Linked DNA regions of Mus musculus: region 1 is linked to region 2. Evidence: chromatin contacts called from ENCODE Hi-C or POLR2A ChIA-PET data. All regions are on one chromosome and are shown on one strand. The core of a region is the stretch at or near the end of the contact, and the rest is flanking DNA. Distances in the headings are between cores, read along the strand shown. Region 1 overlaps Ddah1 (dimethylarginine dimethylaminohydrolase 1). Region 2 holds the start of Ddah1 (dimethylarginine dimethylaminohydrolase 1).

Evidence for each region. A loop is a pair of places that touch in the nucleus more often than their neighbours do. ChIA-PET counts read pairs that join two places held with the same protein, here RNA polymerase II (POLR2A).
Region 1: a map of heart shows a loop between it and region 2 (1.9-fold over the local background). The contact joins the enhancer-like site here to the promoter of Ddah1 in region 2. A Hi-C loop is called at or near these places in 1 of 37 maps with a recorded cell type or tissue (heart). POLR2A ChIA-PET finds 5 or more read pairs at or near these places in 2 of 5 experiments (Patski and embryonic stem cell).

Annotation. Positions count from the first base shown.
Region 1 is chr3:145,814,445-145,821,562 of GRCm38, forward strand. All of the region lies in intron 1 of Ddah1 (dimethylarginine dimethylaminohydrolase 1), which reads left to right. Among named protein-coding and RNA genes, the nearest start is that of Ddah1, 59 kb to the left of the region's middle. Within about 2 kb of position 2,472, at least 1 of the 3 ENCODE cell types and tissues checked has a DNase peak (open chromatin) inside an H3K27ac peak, as active enhancers do; it is heart, where a contact is called at or near this core.
Region 2 is chr3:145,757,197-145,764,133 of GRCm38, forward strand. Ddah1 (dimethylarginine dimethylaminohydrolase 1) reads left to right here and starts at 1,496. Exons shown (of 6, transcript NM_026993.3): 1 at 1,496-1,968. The coding sequence starts at 1,666.

The DNA of each region.
Region 1 (7,118 bases), core at 1,222-3,721, 58 kb after region 2:
TTCTCTTACTTCTACCTCCAGAGTGCTGGGACTTCAGATATATACACCATATCCATTTTACATGGTACTAGGGCTTGAACCCTGGGCTTCGTTCATGCTAGGTGAGCCTTCCACCTATATCCCCAGCCCAGTTTTCATGCCTGTCTCAGTAAAAGCCTCACCGGACAGACTTGAAGTCCGTTGTCCTGCTTTGGTACCCACCATGTTCTTCCCAGTACAAACCCACGTCCCTGCCCCCCACATCCTCTATGTCTTTCCTCTGGTCTCTGTTTGCTGTGGTTCTTTCTCTGGGAAGGTGTTTTATAGGGGGTCCCTAACCTTAGGCCATCTCATCAAGGGTCAGGTATTGTTCCAACCCTCCAGGAACATTACTGAGGAGAAGAGAGATCTCCACACGAAGTTGTGTGGCTTCTCTTCCTGCAGACCCACGAGGACAGCGTATGCTGGTGTAAGCAGCAGCACCTAGTATGTTTTCACGCTTGGAGTGACTCTCTGAATTCAAGGTTACTGCTTGTGAGCCCTCTGAATTCAGGTGCACATTTTGTAATTTAGGGAAGAGTAGACTACGTTTTCCCAGCAGTCTTCTTGGATTGTTTTATTTTATTTTATTTTATTTTATTTTATTTTATTTTATTTTATTTTATTTTATTTTATTTTGATAAACAGTTCTAGTAAACCTAAGGCTTTATTGTGAAGTGGCTGAGATACAGCAATATAAGGCCCAAGTTTTTTCAGTGTCCAGGATTGGGGGAAATCCTTTGACTCCATTCCAGCACATACACAAAGATGAAGGGAGGCCACCATGTCCAACTGTTCCATTTAACAGATTGACACAGTGACAGTCTCAGTGGAATTGACCTCGGCGACTCAGCCGCCAGAGTTAGGCCAAGGTGACCTAACTCTGAATGGTATGCCCAGGTACTAAAACAGCATAATTTCATCTATGAAACTAACAAATAGAACAACTTTGGTTTTAGAATTATTTATTTTATTGAGACTGAGTCCATGCCCTAGAACTATGTAGATCAGTTTGGCTTTGAACTCACAGAAACTCACCTGTCTCTACTTCCACAGTAGGGCTGAATTAAAAGCATGCGACACCACACCCAGCAGTGATTTAGGATATTTTAAATGAAGACCCCTCCTCCTTGTCAACTTGTAAGTTTGTCTTCTGGGTCCATTTCTAGTTAGAAGTTCTATATTCGTAGTGAATACTGTAATCTGCACTTCAAAACTGCCTTAGCTACAAAGCACTGATGCTTCCCCTAAACCAGAAAAGTAAGTAAAAAGAGGACAGAAGCTGGACATCTCTGCCTTTGCTCTGTATCTCTTTCTTTAACTCATCAGCAGTATTAACAGTGTCCTGTTCCAGTCCCCTAAATGTCACCTGAAGTTCTCCAGTTACTGTCCTAAACCTGCAGTCACCTTGGATTCTAGGAACGGCGGGTCAGACCTTTCTGACAAGGAACCAACCCTACCTGCCTGACCTCTGCAAGCCTCAGGTAGCAGACGGACCACTCCTCAAAGTGAGGGTAATTGTCATAGTGGTAAGGCTACATCCTGGAGCAGGGCCACTCCCTGAAGAACCAGGATAGGAAGACTGTCTGGTTATGCACAGTTCTTGCCCCTGCCCCAGTTCTAAATGTATTCCAGCCCAAATCCCATAGCAGTTCCTTGAAGATGCACTTGAGTCACTAAGCCCCACTATGCACTTCCTGGCCCCAGTGTGCCATACTGTGTGCCATATCATCATGTGCCATACTGTGTGCCATATCATGTACCATATCATTGTGTGCCATATCATGTGCCATAGTATGTGCCATATCGTCTGCCATATCATGTGCCATAGTGTGGGGGTCATACTGTGTGCCATATCATCATATGCCAAACTGTGTGCAATATCGTCTGCCATATCATGTGCCATAGCGTGTGGCATATTGTCCCATCTCCTTTCCCTATTTTTTGCCATTACTCATCTCTTTACTTGACCAGTCCGGTCTCTGAGACTCCCTAAGCCAAGACTTTGCCCTGAGGCTCCAGTGGCAGTCCTGGATACTCTCCATACTGATAGTTTCCATCCTCATGTTTACATCAAGACACTGCCTAGAGGGAACTTCAGATTCCATAGAAGAAGGGTGCGGTCCCTCGGGTCTGCCCCCACTCCACTTGTTGATCACTTCTTACATGGTTTCCGTGACCACCTACTTGGCATTTGATAATTTGTTAGACTAAATCACAGGATTTATGCTTAAACTTATCAATTCATGAGCAAGGATAGAACATAGGAATAGCTAGGGGAAAACTGACGTGTAGAACAGTATATGAGTGAGCCAGAAGTCCATGTTTTTCCTGACACACTGTCCTCCCAGTACCTCCGTCTGTTCACTAACCCTGAAACTCACCAAATCTTATCACTGAATGTTTGTTACAGAACACAATCTCTAGCTACCACCACCCTTTTCCTGGAGATCACTGGGTGAGTCTCCACATTCCAAGCCTACAATCCTCTGGTCTTCTGACCAACTGCATTTGGAAGCTGTCTAGCCCCACCCCCTCCATTCTGCCTGTTATAAATTCAAGTGCTATGGAAGGAGGCTTGTTATGAATAACAACAGACATACTTATCACTCAGGAAATCCCAGGGTCCTTAGGAGCTCTGTGCCAGCAACTGGAGGCAAAGGCCAATTTAAAAAAAATGCATATTGTAACAAGACTACTGGACTTTGTGCTCCCTGTAGCAGAAAATAACACATCTCTTGAATCCAAAAGCGGCTCAGGATCGATTAGAAGCAAGTTGAGAAGCAGTAGAGCCAGGATATGTCAAATCTTCTACTCTTTTATGTCTTCCTTTCCTCTCCCTCCAAAAACAAAAACAAAACAAAAAACCCCGAGTACACATAATAACGGGAGGCAGGGGCCCCATCTCTCTGGTCCTTTGTGCAGAGAAATGTTCAACCTCGTGGGTCAGCCACACTCATGCTGGATGGCTTGGCAGGCAGCTTCCCTTCACAAATAGGAGACAGACTCTGTTGTTGTCCCTGCTCATCAGAGCATCCTCTGCCTGACTGTTCCCAGAGCCCTGTGTGGGAAGCCTTGTGGCAGCTCAACAGAGGAAGGCGTCACTGGGCCGTTAAGTTAGCTTGCTGTGCTTGAAGATGAGGCTGTGCTAGGGAAGTAGACCTTGGCGTTTCTCCATCTTGGGACAGTTGTGGGCATGAGGTAAGAATATGTCAGGAGGACATGGTCTTTTCTTTCTGTAGAATTCATAGAAAATCAACTTGAGTTTCTTCTTCTATAAGTAATAAAGATGTTCATAAGAGATCTTCTGGGGGGAAACCTAGTTCAATTCCCAGCATCCACATGGTACTTCGAAGCTGTCTATAACTCCAGTTCTAGGGTATCCAATACCCTCACACAGACATATGTGCAGGCAAAACACTAATGCATATGAAATAAAAATAAATCAGATCATTTTTTAAAAAAAGAGGTCTTCTAGAGGTGTCAAGTTTGACTACACGTTCTTTTCACTGTTGCTGAATTATATGCCATCATTGTAAGGCAGTTTGGGATATTTTACTAATTGCCATCCCAGTGCCTGAAATTCCCTCCCACTTCCATTCCTGTTGTGGGAGCGTGGCTGATTCCTTCAGAGTATGAGCTCAGGGAATTCATCTGAGTGGGGTTGTGTCACACACTCAGCCTTGCCTCAACTATTCACTTCACACAAGCATACATCTTCTCTTTGGTACACACAGGGACAAACCTGCACACACTAAACAGTAAGGAAGCCAATGAGATGGAGCCATTGGTCTGAGCACTGAGCCACAGTCTCAGTAAAGGTGGTTCCAAGAAGAGGATTTCATGCAGCGTCCAACACAGAGCCCCACACAGCACCAGCCATCAGCCCACATCTGTCTACTGAGTGAGTGTGTAAGCCAGCAGATGAAGGCAATGCACATTTGATGTTCTGAAGTTTTGTGTGGATTGTCTGAGACTCCTAGTTAAAGACGCAATAGTAAGTAATGAACATCTGATGAACATTGGCTGGGCAGGAATCATGCTCTGTCACTGAGCTACATCCCCAGCCTCCGAGCACCTTACATACAATGTGTTTACCATCTCAGTTTTTAATGTGAATCCTACATTGAAGAAACTGAGGCTTTGAGTATAAGTAGGTTGCATGGTCGGCTAGGCAATCAGAGTATAGGATTTGAACCAAGTCATTCAATTCCAAAACACACAAACCCAACCATTTGGCTGCATAGCATCCAGGGAGTTGTATCCCTTTCATGATGTCTGGGCCAGTGAGACTCTGTATTAGGTCCAGACACTCTACATTAAAAGTCACAGATAGCATCATAGAGACAACAAAGGTGACACCTTGCTTTCTCGTATCTCAGAGAGCAGCAGCTTATCTTAGAAAGGTCATTGTGGTGGGATGTTTCCAAGTACTTCAAGAGGAGACATCTGTGGCTTCTTCCGATGAAGTTCTTCTGTAAAATGTAACCTTATCTTTATCCCGGGTCCCAGTAATGCCAGATAGCAGATCTAGGCTGTGGCTGAGGCTCCTCTAGGGAAGAGGAAACAGGTAACTGTCACCCCGACTTCCAGGTCACTTCTCAGGAGAAGCAGTGGACATAGCTAAAATCAGGTTTTAAAAAAAATCTTATTACACTTCATGTATTTATTTTGTGACTGTGTTCCATGGGACTTATGGAGGTCAAAGGTCAGCTTTCAGAAGTTGATTTTCTCTTTCCATCACGGGAATCCCCAGGACTCGGGTGAATGGTGAACAACTTTGACAGCAAGCCCCCTTTCCCCACTGAGCCATCTTGCTAACTCAAAAAAATAATTTTAAAAATACATTTTGTCCAGATATGTATATTATTTCTGTATCCTCACAGTTTATGACATTTACTCTCTCTGTAATTTGATGTAAATAACATGTATATTACTCTACTTACTTTGTATTTCAAAGGTTGATGATCAAGGCACAGCTTACTGGTGTTTTAACAACTCTGGGACCAGGCTGGGAGTACGGCTCGGGGTAGAGTACTATCTAACACAGGCAGGGTGCTGGGTTTGATCCTGGCATTACAAGAAGAAAAAGGAAAACTGTGGGCTCAGCTGTTGTCCTGGGCCCCCTCCCTGCTTGGCTGGCCTGACCTCAGAGTGGCTGTATCAGATAAGAGGTGATACCCCACACTCTAACCACATAGGTTTTCTAGGAAAAATTATTTAAAGAAGAGGCTAGCGAGCTTCCAACTTGTTGGTAATATTTTAAAATATGTTTCGCATCAGGACACTCCCCGCAAAGCAAGCCGTTAAAGAACGTGGTTATCGGCCAGGGCTGTGGCTCAGTACCTGCTTTGACTGACCCTTTATTCTCTTCAGATATGATTCTGGTTTTCTTCACAGGAACAATGGGATGCTTTCCCCCAAGACATTCTAGGTTTGGTTTTGCTTCAAGCAGAACCCCAGTTATGGTGTGAGTCTGTGTCTCAGCTGCTTTGCTCTGTGCGGTGGGTCTGAGTCCTGCCCACAAAGGCTCTCTGGCAGCCTTTCTGTTTCAGGAGCTTAAATAGATAGTGCAGAGGAGAGGGAAGAAGAGAGCAGCGGCTCGTACATTGCACTTCTGGCTCTCTTAATCTTAATATAATGGTTAAATTTGTTCACCAATCGCCTTGCTATTATAGGTGCATCCCCAACCCCCAAGAGTCCAGACATAGAAGGCACAAGGTTACAAATGTCTCCTTAATTAGCTTCTCACATCTTCTGTTAAGAGTGGACAGCCATATCGGAATGTAACATTTTAGCTAACATTTACACAAATGCCTCATTTACTGACCCACCCCTTGTTCTGACAGACGTAATTGCAAGACTATTTATTTGGTTTTTTGTTTGTTTGATTGTTTTTTGGAGGGTTTTTTTTTTTTTGGGTGGGAGAGAACATGCTGGCTCTCGTTGTTGTAACGAGAAAGAATATTCACTTGAATTATGAGAAATTACATAATGTTGTCTCAGAGGTTGTCAGGGAGGCAGCATGACAGTGTATATACACTGTTTAGACTTGAGCAATTCACATCTGTGCATGAAAGATTAACAGCCAAAGGAATTTCCCTTTTGCTGTAAACAATTATAAAACCAAGCCAAATATATGCAATGACAGTTTTCAGACAGTGTATACCAGGAAACAGGGCTGGGGCCCGTGAGAAAAGGAAAACTGAAGCAACTGTGAGGTGGCAGCTTCCTGGCCTCTGCAGGGAGAGGTTGGAGCAGAGAGCAAGACCTTCCCAGGGCAGAGACATAGAGAATGCTGACAGTCAGAGAAGAGGCAAAGATGACACGGTGTTTCCTGGGTTGGTGACTAAGAGTGCTGACATGTGACTGAGCTGGAAAGTCGAGCAGCAGTTGAAGGGATGGAGGCATGCAGCAGAGAACATGTCAAATTCAGGGGCAGCAAATGGGTGGGCAAACTGAGATAGTCAAGAGTATTGTCATGGTCACAAATGGGTGTGTGCTGTGACTCCTGCACAAGTTATACAAGTGCCCAGTGCCTCTGTTTCCTCTTCTGTAGAGAAAATAGAGGCTGGAAAAATAGCTAGACACTCTTGCAGGAGCCCAACTTGAATTCCCCGTACCTACCTTATGTGGCTCTTGGCTCCAGCTCCAGCTCCAGTTCCAGCAGATCTGATGCCCTCTTCTGGCTTCCATTGGTATCTGCACACATGTGGCAGACAGTTGCACATATATACACATAGCCATAAAACAAAAAAAATCTTCAAAAATGGTAAGAATAGCACAAAATTCATGACTTTACTATAGAGCTTGAATTTCAGTTAAGTCATTCAGGAGAAAGGTCTAGAATAGCGTCACTATTGAATGTAACTACTAGTGGTGGTGAAGATATAAGGACAGTTGCTATGGGTATGATCGAAAGAGCACCGTTCCCTTGTTTGTCTTGATTACAAAAATTTCTGGAACATTATGGGAAGAGGATTACACTCTGCTGTAGAAAGAAAAAAGTGAAAAAAGAAAAAAGAAAGAAAGAAAGCAGAAAGTGGCAGTAAATGAGTGTCCTGGCCACAGAGCCCAGGATCCCAGGTTAGGAGATTCAT
Region 2 (6,937 bases), core at 246-2,745:
AGGTGGTCTCCTTGAGAAGAGCACACCCCCTGGATTATTTAAACTTTGATATGTGAAAGAGGAAAAAGAACAGGCTTTGTATCACCATCAAAGAAAGGACGGATTCTTGAGCGGCAAAGAGGGAAGGTCGAGAAGTGACAGGAATTCCGAAAGGTGTGTTCCCACAGGAAGGGCGAGGCTGTAAGGAAGCTGGAATCTCCTTCCGAAGGTCAAGGAACTGAATTGTGACCGCGGGGGTGGGGGGTGGGGGGGGCAGAGTTCTATTGTGGGAACAAAATGCTAGCTCCTTGCTTCTAGCAGGCTCTGGAAATAAACACATTGGAATCACATTTTCTTCAGAACTGATTGCACTGAGAAAAGTATTCTAGGGTCAATCTTTGTTACCTGAGCTTTAGGGCAAAAGCTCTGGGCGTCCCCGGGGACTAAGCTCTAGCACCAGTCCTCAAAAGAAGCGTGTTGGTGAAGAGCAGATAAAGACTTCATCCACGTGGCTTCATTACGGGGTTCGGAGACTCCCAAGTCCATCTTTGGAGTCCTGATGAGAATGTTAGCGAGAGGAAGTGGGGGGTGGGGGGGCGAGGGTTTTGCCAATCCCACTGCCCTGGTGAGATACAGCTGGGTTCTTGCAGTCTTCGTTGTTTAAGGTAGTTGTGGGGACTGGATGAGGTGGTTGATCCTTCTCGGAATGGATGCTGTAAGCTCATCAGGGGTGAAATGTCGCCCAAGGTCTGTTGTGACCACAGGTTTATTAAAACAGTGACTTTGAAGTGTATCTTGGGAAGCCTGGAATAGGACATTGTTAAAGCCCACAGTACCATCCCTCACCCTATCTCTGTGCCTTCAGCCTCGAATGGGGATGAGATAGGGTAGGTATGTGTGCTGGTTTCTAGATAAACACTCCTTTATTGAATGACAAGCCTAGTGCAGTTAAAGAAAAACGGAGAAAACAAGAAGAGGCATTCTTCCCACTTTAAATTGCCTTGTGGGCTTGAAGTATCACTGTTCCTAGATACTTATTGTAACTGTGTGTCTGTCTTTTGGGTTACTTTCTCCTGGGTGGGAAGAAATGCATTCTTTATACTATACTGAGTTTCACGTGGGGCAGTTGGTCAATTTGGAGAAAGTCGAGGTAATTTGGGTGAAGACAGGCTGCCACGCTGAGAACCGAGGTTCCACGTGCTGGATAAAAAGAGAAGAAGAGAAAGGGAAAGTTTATCCATAAACAATCGCCCTTCACCTGGTCCCCTGACCGTGAAGTCTTCTCCAGCAGGTCCAGTTCAGCACTGCCTAATTTCCAGGTCCTCATGGGGACCATGTGAGGCGTGCACCTGCGGTGGGATACACACACCACGGAGGGAGTCATTGCTGATTAAGTCCCTGGCCTCCGCATCCCGATTGACCCAGGCCGGTCTGCGGCAGATGCGGAGAGCATAGGAATAGGCCCGCGGGCGCTGGGCCGGCGCCCGGAGCTCTGGGCATGCTCAGTGGCGCGGGCAGGGCTCCGGGCGCGAGCCGGGCTCCCGCAGCAGCACATTCATCGGCTGCCAAGAGGAGCCGCCGGGCGCTCGCAGGCTCGCAGGCTCGCAGGCTGGGCGCGCGCTGCTCTCGGGAGGACCGAGCCACCGACTCAAACCCAGCCACCGTCGCCTCCTCTCCGCGCGAACCATGGCCGGCCTCGGCCACCCCTCCGCCTTCGGCCGGGCCACCCACGCCGTGGTGCGGGCTCCGCCCGAGTCCCTGTGCCGCCACGCGCTGAGGCGCTCGCAGGGCGAGGAGGTGGATTTCGCTCGCGCCGAGCGCCAGCACGAGCTCTACGTGGGCGTGCTGGGCAGCAAGCTGGGGCTGCAGGTGGTGCAGCTGCCCGCCGACGAGAGCCTGCCCGACTGCGTGTTCGTGGAGGACGTGGCCGTCGTGTGCGAGGAGACGGCCCTCATCACCCGCCCCGGGGCGCCCAGCCGCAGGAAGGAGGTAACGGGCCAGCCCCCGGGCAGACGACGCGAGGGGCGCGGCCGAGGGGGGACGCTCGTGGAACTGACCCCGCGGGCTCAGTTCCCAACTTCCCACCGCCGGACTCCGGGCGGCGTGGCTGGGTGTGGGAAATCCGAGCCAGATAACTTCATTGTTCACACCTCCTCGCAGTCGGGGAGCCTTTGAGTCGATCTCAGTTGGAGTGTAGTGACGAGGACTTGGGCAGGTGGCTGGGCTGGAGACCCAGAGCGCCAGAGGTTCTATCTTGCAAATTACACAGCGCTGAGGACAATGCTACTCTTGTTTCCTTGCCAGTGAGGACAGAGAAGGGTCCTCCCGGAGGGCAGGTGGAGGCTTGGGGGGGGGGGGTCCCCAAGTCCTGCAGGGATTCCTTTGGGGGAGCTCCTGGCAGGGCGGACCAGGTGACACCAGGCAGAGACTATGCCCAGAGACCCAAGGAATTCAAGTTACTTTTCAGTGGTGGCGAGTGAGTCTTGAAGAACTGGCAAGCGAATGTGTTCAGCGTTTTGTTAGTGAGCTGTGTTTAAATGTGTTTGTGAATGGGCCGGGTTTGAAAAGCTGTGCTTGCTGCGGGGTGCTCCGTTTCATTAGCAATGGGAGGTTTTTTGGTTTTTGTTTTTGTTTTTTTAATAAGTTCTGTCATTTTAATCTCTCTCTCCCCTCTCTCTCTGCAATTAAGACTGCTTTTTGTTTTCTTCAAGGGGCCAACACATTATCGTATCTTGTAGAAATGGCTGTAACTGCTTTAAAAATAATGTAGGTTAGTGGGAGAGAGGCACAGACACACGAGTTTAGATTTTAAAATGCCATCTGGCCTGGGATTTTTCTGACTGCCAGAGAAGAGCCCAGCCTTAAGATTCTCCCACACTCTTGGCATCCAGCAGTGTGACACGATGCAGGTGGTTTTTTTCCTATCTGAGGGGTTTTCTTCCTTGTTTTTGTTTGTTTTGTTTGTTTTTTTTCACTTTTCTGTCGCATTGCAAGTAGTTCTTTGGGCTTATGATTTAAATATGCCTATTCCACCCTTGATCTGCTTGCCTGGTGAAATCCTAGAGATTGAGTATAATCAAAGTCTACCTATTTGCCATTTAGGTAGCTCTTCTCTCTACACTTCAAAAGTAGCAGGTATCATTCTCTTAGCCTGTCCACTTTCCCTTTCCAATTTGACCTATACAAATGGCTTCCACTCTATTTTAACCTAATATGAATGTAGCAATGGTGGATAGGTTGGGATGCTAAATAGATAAAATAGACGTCAAAACTCTCAAAATGGTACTCGTCTAACAAGACTTCCTTTCTTCTCTTGACCCTAATCGCCCTTATTTAGTCCATCTTACTTCAGGAAGGTTCATCTCTATGGAACACAAATAACATATTATTTGTGCAATTAACTTTCCAAGTTCGGATTTTCCAATATAAGAGCTAGCAGTGATCTTTCTCCTGGTGATATTTTGATATTTTAAATGTCAGAATTTGACTCCACTCTGTAGTCAGCTCAGTGGACCCGTACTTGCCAAAGGTCACGCAGAACTCTTGTTGTGTTTTCCTTCTCTGTGTAGGGCATTGAACTCAGGACCTTGCCAACAGTAGGTAAGCATTCTACCTCTGAGCTGTAGCTTCTGTTTCCCAGGGGGAGGGAAGGCAAGCCACCTCCATGCTTTGGGCTACATCTTGATCTGCTCAGTGGCACTGTCATGATCTCTCTATAAAGCACTTTTACTCCTGCACATATGGGTCTGTGTTGATAGGGTAAGGTAAGGCACCTCCTAGCTGGAGAGGAGATGACAGTCATGGTTGGGTAGGGTGCTCCTGGCAAACAGGGGTATGCAGGGTGATGCTCGCTAATATCTCTCACAGCGCGGTGTGCCACCTTCACAGGAATTGATGCCTGATGAATGGATAAATGGATACATGGATGTTTGAGATGAACGAAAAGTATTGAACTTCAAGTGTTGATACTTAATGAATCAAGTGTTGATGCTTACTGAATTGAATCAAGTGTTGATAATGAATGAAATACTGAACAGACAAGCTGATAGTAATCTCAGTTATTGATGCTCATTGGGTGGATGAATGGATAGATGGATGAAGAACTTATGAGCTTCAGTATAGATGCTTATTGAACAAATGAGTGAATCCATCAGTAAGTCAACAAAATGGTAAACAGACAAGCAAGTGGTAACTCCAGGGTCCTTTTTGGATCTAGATGCAGTGGTTGGTGTGTGTGTGTGTGTGTGTGTGTGTGTGTGTGTGTGTGTGTGTGTGGTGTGTGAAAACCTACAGCAGTTGTTTTAAAAATCCCATCATTGGTATTCCTGTCCCTGGCCGCTTTATTCTCTCTTACATTTCCACACCAAGGCCAAGGTCAACTCAAATTTGATTCTCCCCTGAACAAAGTTCCTGGAGGGCCACTGCTGAGCTGGCCACTGCTGACCTGGGCTCTGCTTGCCTTTCCAGCTTTAGCTTCACTTCTACATCTTTTCCTCAAAGCACCCCCCAACACTTGGCTCAGATTCTGTTCTTTCATTCCCAGAGCCTCCTCTCTGGTTTTCATTTATTGGAAACACATTTATCAGGAACAACTCCTATTCCTTTTCTTCCCTCTCCTCCTCCCTCTCCCCTCCACCTCTCCCTCCTCCTCTCTCTTCCCTCCTCCTCTCCTTCCTTCCTCTCTCTTCCTCCTCCTCCTCTCCCCTCCTCCTCTTCCCTCTGCCTAGCTGTCCTTGGCCTGCTGTCACCATTAATACCATTTTAGCTAACATTTATTGGATGCTTGCCACTTGGCCACAAACTGCCAGGTCTGTGTCGTGCATTTCATCAATGCTCATTCAACAGTATCGTTATTGATGAAACTAAGTCAGAGAAAGTGGATAGATTGCCCAGGGTTACAGGGGTGGCTCCAATAAAACCAGAGTCAGAACTCAGGTGTGCAGGATTCCAAAGCTCTGGTCCTGCTGTCTGTGATATTAGACATCACCTTCCCTGACCTGAACCATTTTTCCTTATGAGTGCTCTCCACTCCTCTCCCCTACCCCACCCCACCCCCACCCTGGCCTTTCTGATGTATCGTTATCTTACCCTCCCCTCTACTGTCTTAGGAGCTGGAATCTTGTCTACATTGTTTCACACTTGGTTTCCAAAGCCTAATATGGGAGAGACACACAGAAAATACTTTGTCGAACAAATGTTTCCATGATTTAGCCAACCTTATTTCTCTTCCCTTATGAGGGATTTGGATTTTATTTTGAGATAGGGTCTCAGGTTGTAGCTCCAGTTGACCTGCAGCTGGCTGTGTAGCCCAGTCTGTATTACACTGTGGCAGTCTTCCTATCTCTGCTTCTCAAATGCTGGGATTTCAAGCATGATCCATCACACCCAGTTCTACTCAAGATAGAGTTGGTGGAGTTGCAAACATTTCATTGTGAGCATAGGTGGTTTATAACTTTAGCCCTCTCTTCCCTGAATCTTCCTGTCATTTATTATTGCTTTGTTTTTAATAAAAAGTCTCGAGAAAATATTTATTTCTTAATCAAAGCATTGTGCTGTATTTAATAACTTTTTTTCCTTAGAAGAAAGAATGAAGACCCAAATTTAAATAGCTTCTCTAAGAAAACAGTGTTTTCCTCAGTTGGGTTTCCAGTGACTCATGGAGCTCAGAAGCTTTGCGCAGAGAGCTGCAGATTTAGTGACGACAACTGTGTGTATGGAAAGTCAGCAAACCAGTCACTGACAGCTCTGTGTCTTCCCAAGTGGGGATATTTTTAATAGGTTTAATTTTTAGGAAACAAATCAACCTGGAGAAGCAAATCGTGCTTCAAATGGATCCAGTGTACTTTAAAGAGAAAAGTCAACTTTTGAAGTCAAAGTCCAATAAACAAAGTATCTAAAGCCAGAGTAGGACTGAAGATAGAGTGAGGATTGAGGGACATTTTAATGATTAAATCTTCTGTGTAGATAATGATTGCACAAGTTCTCGGTGTACCAGAGGGTGTGTGTGTGTCATGGCCTTTCCCTTACTCTTACAACAACTACTGAACCGTTTTCTTACTTTCTTCTCAGAAGGGTCTTAGCACCTAAATAATGATTAACTGACACAGCTTGTTCAAACTAAACTGTGAAATGTATCCTCTGGCCTTTTCTCCCTAATAAGAGCAAGTTTATCCTTTCCCAAGCCAGTGGGATAATTCTGTCTAGGAGAAAACCACCCCACTCTTCCTGCAGTCTCTTCCTGCAGACTGATGATGGCTTTAATTATCATTTCCTCAATCATTTTCAGTTTTATGGACCTCTTTAGGAAGAGGATAGAGGCTTAGCTTAAGGTAATAAACCCACATGAGGAAATGGAGATGTAAATGATAGGCGGGGACAGTACAGAACACCTCCTCATCACAGAAGAGAAGTAGAAAGACCACAGGAGCCAGAGGGTGGGAAGAACCAGAACAAAGCAGTGCTTCCAAGAACCATTGCATGTGTGAACATACAGCAGCCATGGCTGCCTGGACAGAACCAGGGTAACCAACATCCTAGCGTAGCCCTCACTGACAGTGACTTACTCATTGTTGATGGCTTCAAGGGGAGAGAGAGGCAATTTCCTTGAAGGGTGTGGCTCCTGGTTGGTTGATCCCAGTCCAGGGGATGGCCTATACCTAGGAGTGGACAATACACATTGGAGTTAATGGTTACTGAATCACAAGTGGAAGAGACATGAAGCCAGGGGGTTGGGAGCCGGTGATGGATCCGGCAGGAGATAAGTGGAAGAATTGGAGGCAAATATCATAAAAATGCATTGTATGAAATTCTCAAGGAATGAATAGGACATTTTACAAGAATGTGTGTTTAGGTTGACAGTCCCTTATGTAAGGACATATAGGCATCAGGACCCGTACGTTTTCGCCCTGAGTTTCTTACGTTGCCTCTAGAGGCAATGTGAACAGCAAGCTTGTGCCGA